Linked DNA regions of Mus musculus: region 1 is linked to region 2. A link is a loop called in an ENCODE intact Hi-C map of the cell type or tissue named here. Cell type or tissue: heart. All regions are shown on one strand. Links, peaks and the distances in the headings refer to the core of each region. The heading gives the core; the rest is flanking DNA.

Region 1 (2,900 bases), core at 155-2,654, 130 kb before region 2:
GAAACCTGCATGGAGGGACCTGTCTGTAATCCCAGAGTTTGTGAGGCTGAAGCAGGAGGTTCACAAGTTTGACAGCAGCTTGGAGTTCATAGTGAGAGTCTGGCAAAACCCACCACTGCAGGGTGTGGTGCCATATACCTTTGCTCCCAGCAGAGGCTGGTGGATCTCTACTAGGAGCTGGAGGGCAGCCTGGTCTACATAGTGATTTCCAGGCTATCCAGGGCCTTACAGCGAGACCTTGCCCTAATAAAACAAAATAAAACACCCACTATCACCAAGGAATATCAGAAGATCTGCTTATTTGGGCCTGCATTGCTATAGCTGCAGCCTTTGTTTACCCAAGAACTCTTGTGGCTTACTTTCTTTCCTTTGGTGTCTTATGAGGTCCCTGTGGGTAAGTTTACCACTCTCAGAGATCAACCAAAGTGAATACATAATAACTTAGTTGGCAATTAGTAATTTTCACTTCATTTCTATTCACCGAACTATATTGTAATAAGTCAGTTAGTTAGTGGGCTGAATCCTATTAACGATTTTTCTTCAAATTACTTTTTCTGTTCTCACATCTATTAATAATCACTCATATAGGTTCCTTAAACCTTTCTTTTCTTTCCAGAGTCCACCCCGAGGACCCTGTGTTGAGCCACCTCAATTTAGCAACATTTGGTGCATGTGCCTGCGATTTCACTTTAGTGACTAGCACCCTAGGTCAAACCAAGACTGGTAATTTGTCAGGTAGACATTATTTCCAGGTAACACAAACACATAACTTTGTGAAGCCAATTCTAGACAGGACGCCATCCTTCCTATCCTTAAGTTCTGGCTGAGGTGTGGAAGTTCGTAGCTGGGAAGAGAGAAAGGTGCCTGGAGGCCGCTAGGAACCACGCTCTGGAATTTAACCCCGGGCTCTGAGGGTGGGAACTCAGGAAAGTCAGTGAAACCACGCTGGGGGTGTGGCTCCCAGCGTGCATTCCTGGAACAACTTCAGGACCCTCTAGATCCAAGCCTTTGGGAGCTCTCTATTGGGACTGACTTAGCTCCAGCTCCTGTACCTGCGTGGGTGGCTTTGCGTAGTGACTGCCCCCAGTCTGTAAGTCGTGCCTCTACGCGAGACGCCCCTCTCCCCTTTTTTTGCATTAGTTTCCCAAAAGGACCGGCGACTTGGGAGGAAAATTCCCTGTTTTCCGGCCCCGGTTTGGGAGACACGCATTGAGGTCTCCCTAAGACCTCAGCTGAGGGGGAGGTGGTCTCCCAGGAGGAGACCCCAGCCTGGGGGGACACCCCACGCTACCCATCTCGCTCCTGCGCCGCCGCCGTGCAGCCGCGCAGGGGCGCTCCGGGGCCTCCCCGCCCCCGCCGCGCCGCTCCCGCGCTCCCCCTAGCGGCCGCCGCGCCGCCTCGCTCTGTCCCAGGCTCGTCGGGCGGCGCAGCTCACGTGACCGCGCTCCGGGCCTGCGGCCGCTGTCGGTTCCCCCAGTCACCGAGCGAGAGGGAAGAAACAAGATGGCGGCTGCAGGCGATCCGGAGCGGGGCCCCGGCAATTCGGACTGAGCCTTCTCCCTCCACCCCGCCGCTGCCGGGCCGCGCCCCTCCCGCCCGGACCCCGGCGCCCTCCCCTCCCCCTCGGCCCCGGCGCCCCCCGCGCCCCTCCCCCACCCCTTCCGCTCCCCCCCCACCCCCCCGCAAGCCGCGGCTCCGACATGAGGGGCCGGCGGGGCAGGCCGCCCAAGCAGCCCGCGGCTCCTGCTGCGGAGCGCTGCGCCCCGGCCCCGCCGCCGCCGCCGCCGCCGCCACCACCGCCGCCGCCACCGCCGCCGCCGCCGCCGCCCGCCTCCGGACCCATAGGGGGGCTGCGCTCGCGGCACCGCGGCAGCAGTCGGGGCAGGTGGGCCGCCGCCCAGGCTGAGGTGGCGCCCAAGACCCGGTTGAGCTCGCCCAGGGGGGGCGGCCGCAGGAAACAGCCGCCACCGCCACCGCCGGCCTCCGGCAGCAGCGCCAGCGGCCCGGGCCGGGGGGGCCGAGGAGGCGGGGGCGGCAGGACGGGGGGCGGGGGCGGCCACCTGGCCCGGACCACCCCGGCCCGCCGCGCCGTCAACAAAGTGGTGTACGATGACCACGAGAGTGACGACGACGACGAGGAGGAGGACATGGTCTCGGAGGAGGACGAGGAGGAGGAGGAGGATGGCGACGCCGAGGAGACCCAGGATTCCGAGGACGAGGAGGAAGATGACATGGAAGAAGACGACGATGACTCCGATTATCCGGAGGAGATGGAAGACGACGACGACGACGCTAGTTACTGCACGGAAAGCAGCTTCAGGAGCCATAGTACATACAGCAGCACTCCAGGTAACCACCCAGGCCGCCGGGAGACTCCTTCCCCACCTCCTCCCTCCCCCTGGCTTGCTCCCTCTCCAGTGCAGTGCATCCTGCTTCCTAGCTCCCCCCCCCCTTCCCGGCCTGTCCCCCACGCGGAGGCCACGGCGCGTCTAGTGACAAAAAAAAAAAAAAAAAAAGAAAAAAAAGACAAAAACAAAACTAGATTTGCAAGAGGAAAGAGGCGCATTGTTCAAAATGGAGATTGCATTGTTGCAGTTTGCAGGCCACAGACTCGTTCGCTCTTCTCCCCCCTCCCTCTTTATCCCCTTCAAAATTTGTGCCAAGTGCGGTGGCTCCACCAGGCAGGATTGAAACTTTGGCACACAAGTATCCATTGAGTTCGTCTTTCTCCCCTTGTTTTGGTACGAGTATTTTATTTATTTATTTTGCGATGAAAGAAGCCTCCTGCTTTGCAAACCGTTGCATGTCTAATACGTTTTGTTTTAGATTTAAAAGAAAAATTATCTGTTCCTTAAAAGAGAATTTCGATGGTGGTACCACACCTAGACGTTCTCCCTTTC
Region 2 (2,900 bases), core at 92-2,591:
TTGTGATTCTGTGTTCAGAATTACTCAAGTTTTAAAGTATTTGAAGGCAGGCAGTGGTGGCACACTGCCTTTAGTCCCAGCACTCTGAGGTCTGTGGAGTTCAGTCAGGTCTACAGAGACACAGAGAAACCCATTAAGTGTGTGTGTGTGTGTGTGTGTGTGTGTGTTTGGGGGAAGGGAGCAAAATAAAGAAATAAATAAAAAATTTTAAAGGTTTGGAGAAAATAGGTATTAATAAGTTATTGGTTTTTTGTTTTTGTTTTTCGAGACAGGGTTTCTCTGTGTAGCCCTGGCTGTCCAGGAACTTACTCTGTAGACCAGGCTGGCTTCGAACTCAGAGAACTCAGAAATCCGCCTGCCTCTGCCTCCCAAGTGCTGGGATTAAAGGTGTGCGCCACCACCACCGGGCTAATAAATTATTGTTACCATATTTGCTGCTTCCATTGTCCTTTTTCTTTTTCTTTTTTTTTTTTTTTTTTTGCTTCTGTCCTGGAACTCACTCTGTAGACCATGCTGGCCTCGAACTCAGAAATCCGCCTGCCTCTGCTTCCTGAATGCTGGGATTAAAGGTGTGCGCCACCACTGCCCGGCTTCCATTGTCTTTATTTTCCAAGTAATCTAAAAGTTTACCACACGGGACAAAGTGGGGCATGTCTGTAATCCCAGAACTGACGTTGAGGAAGGATTGCATTAGGTTCAAGGCTAGCCTGGGCTCTATTGTTAATGTGAGACCCTGCCTCAATCCCACTCCCCATGATAAAAATTAAATAACCAGTAAATAGCACAAACAATAATATAGCGATACAACTAATGATTGCCTAAAGATAAAATAATCAACAAATACTATAAACAATATAGTGATACAACTAATGGTTAAGAGGCACACAGATCCACGTTCTCCCGGTGACCAGCTCCTGATGTAAAATTTTTTTAAAGTAAATATATTTCTCTTTTCTTTTATTGATTGATTGACTGATTGGTTGATTGAGACAGGGTCTCACTATTTAGCCCTGGTTGGCCTGGCTGTATAAACCAGGTTTGCCTTGAACTCCTAGTGCTGGGATTAAAAGCCTGCGCCAATCACCGCAAGCTAAGCCTTTTTTTACAAGTGTAATAATAATTTCGTGTGTTTGTTTAAGGACAAGCCCAGGGAAAGCAAACAGGGTACGGCCCAGTGTCCATCTAAGCATAGACGAAACGCAGGTCTCCATGCTGTGTGCTGAGATCTGGAGTCACCCTTCTGCAAGGCACCCTGGGATTGCCCGGCCGCTCCCTCATCTCGCGACGCTTCCCTGCTTACCGCCCCACCCCCACCTTTTTTTTTTTTTTTCCCCTACGACCTGCGTCTGCGTCCCACCCCCACCCCCGCCTAACGTGTTTTTCAAACCTACCAATGAACGCGCAGCTTAGGCTCAAATCAGCCAATCGGAACGCGGCGTCACCGGGAAATTTAAATCGCGCCGGCCGGCAGCACGAGGCACAAAATCTGAGGGCTGAAGGGTAGCAGACGTTTCCACAGCCGCCGACCCGCAGCTTGAGTGTCCTGCACCACCTTTCGTGGAAATCTGAGCCGGCTGTACAGGTAGGAACGGAAGCCGGTCCTGAGCAGTAACGGCCGGACGGAAGGCTGCGGGGCGGAGGGCGGGAGCAGGCCGCGCCCGGGCCGGAGCTGAGCCTCCCTGCTCCGACCAGGCCTCGGGGCGGGTTGGTTTCGCCACGCCGGGGTCAGGGTTGGCAACGCCGGGCGCTGCGGAGGGCAGCGAAGGCCTGGGAGCGGCTCGGGTCGGCGTGGAGGGACCGGAGGGCAGCCGCAGTCGAGCGGACCTACCTGGCTGTGCCGCCGCTTTCCTGATGCTTCTGCCCCGGGGAGGAGACGCAGCTTTGGGCAGGGGATGAAGGTGGCAGTTAAGACACCCCAGTTAAGCCCTTGACCCGGATCACCTGGGTCAGGGTCGAGGACGGACATAAAGCAGTTAAACCTACTAGCTTACCAGGGTACTTTGGGTTCCTGTCCCTTCGCGACGACCACACCTGGGTTCTATCGAGCCCCACTGATCACAGCTGATGTCATCCCGGCTGAATGCATTCTCTGGAAGTGTGTGCAAGATGCGGCGTTAATGCCATTGCTGACAGCGATGATGTGATGGAAGGCCCTATAATGGAACGAACCGATTCTTTATGTAACTTGCAAGAGGGTACTAGTATGGATCCGTTTTGGCCATCGATCAACAGAAAACGAGAGCTGCGTTTATTGCCTTAAGGACGTAGATGGTTGCCAGGCATTGTTGGCGCACGCCTTTAATCCCAGCACTTGGGAGGCAGAGGCAGGCCGATTTGAGTTCGAGGACAGCCAGGGATACACACAGAAACCCTGTCTCGAAAAATAAAACAAACAAAGGACGTAGATTGTTCTCCTACTTGGTGTTCTATTAACTAATGGAGCCTAGAATTTAGATCCTTGACTTAATACCGTGCTGGCTAGAGGCTTAAGACTATTGAGTGTTTGAAAAGCCGCTAATCTGTTGAGATGCCCCGTGTGCTTAAACTACCCATTGGATTTTGAAGGTGTATAAAAACAGTAAGACATCTCAATTTTTCTGTATTGATGACATCCTCAAATGGTAATAGTTTAGCTATATTGGGTAAAAGTCTTAAAATTAATTTCCTTCCTTCCTTCCTTTCTTTTTGTTTTTTCGAGGCAGGGTTTCTCTGTGTAGCCCTGGCTGTCCTGGAACTCTGTGGACCAGGCTGGCCTCGAACTCAGAAATCCTCCCGCCTCCCAAGTGCTGGGACTAAAGGAGTGCGCCACCACTGCGGGGCTCACTGTGGTTAGTGGAAATTTTAAATTATCTTTTTTTAAAATTTTTTTTGATTGACAGTTAAGTTGCCTTTGTAGTAAG

What was found. Hi-C counts contacts between places; a loop is a spot of excess contacts. Peaks named below come from ENCODE experiments on the same cell type or tissue, not always from the same donor. Only the 100,000 strongest peaks of a DNase experiment are listed, where the experiment ranks them.
Region 1: a loop joins it to region 2, with 3 times the contacts of the local background. A loop is called at or near these places in 1 of 42 quality-filtered maps.

What each region holds. Positions count from the first base shown.
Region 1 is chr11:107,130,723-107,133,622 of GRCm38, reverse strand. Bptf (bromodomain PHD finger transcription factor) reads left to right here and starts at 1,476. Exons shown (of 28, transcript NM_176850.3): 1 at 1,476-2,349. The coding sequence starts at 1,701. In heart, for the core only: CTCF peaks have their summits at 1,093, 1,313 and 2,338; DNase peaks (open chromatin) are centred at 1,412, 2,042 and 2,172; H3K4me3 peaks cover 2,103 bases; H3K27ac peaks cover 2,018 bases.
Region 2 is chr11:106,998,041-107,000,940 of GRCm38, reverse strand. Kpna2 (karyopherin (importin) alpha 2) reads left to right here and starts at 1,416. Exons shown (of 11, transcript NM_010655.3): 1 at 1,416-1,582. It overlaps Gm39424 (a long non-coding RNA gene), which reads right to left and starts at 1,472. Exons shown (of 3, transcript XR_880255.3): 1 at 1,392-1,472. In heart, for the core only: a CTCF peak has its summit at 1,444; a DNase peak (open chromatin) is centred at 1,410; H3K4me3 peaks cover 1,861 bases; H3K27ac peaks cover 1,912 bases.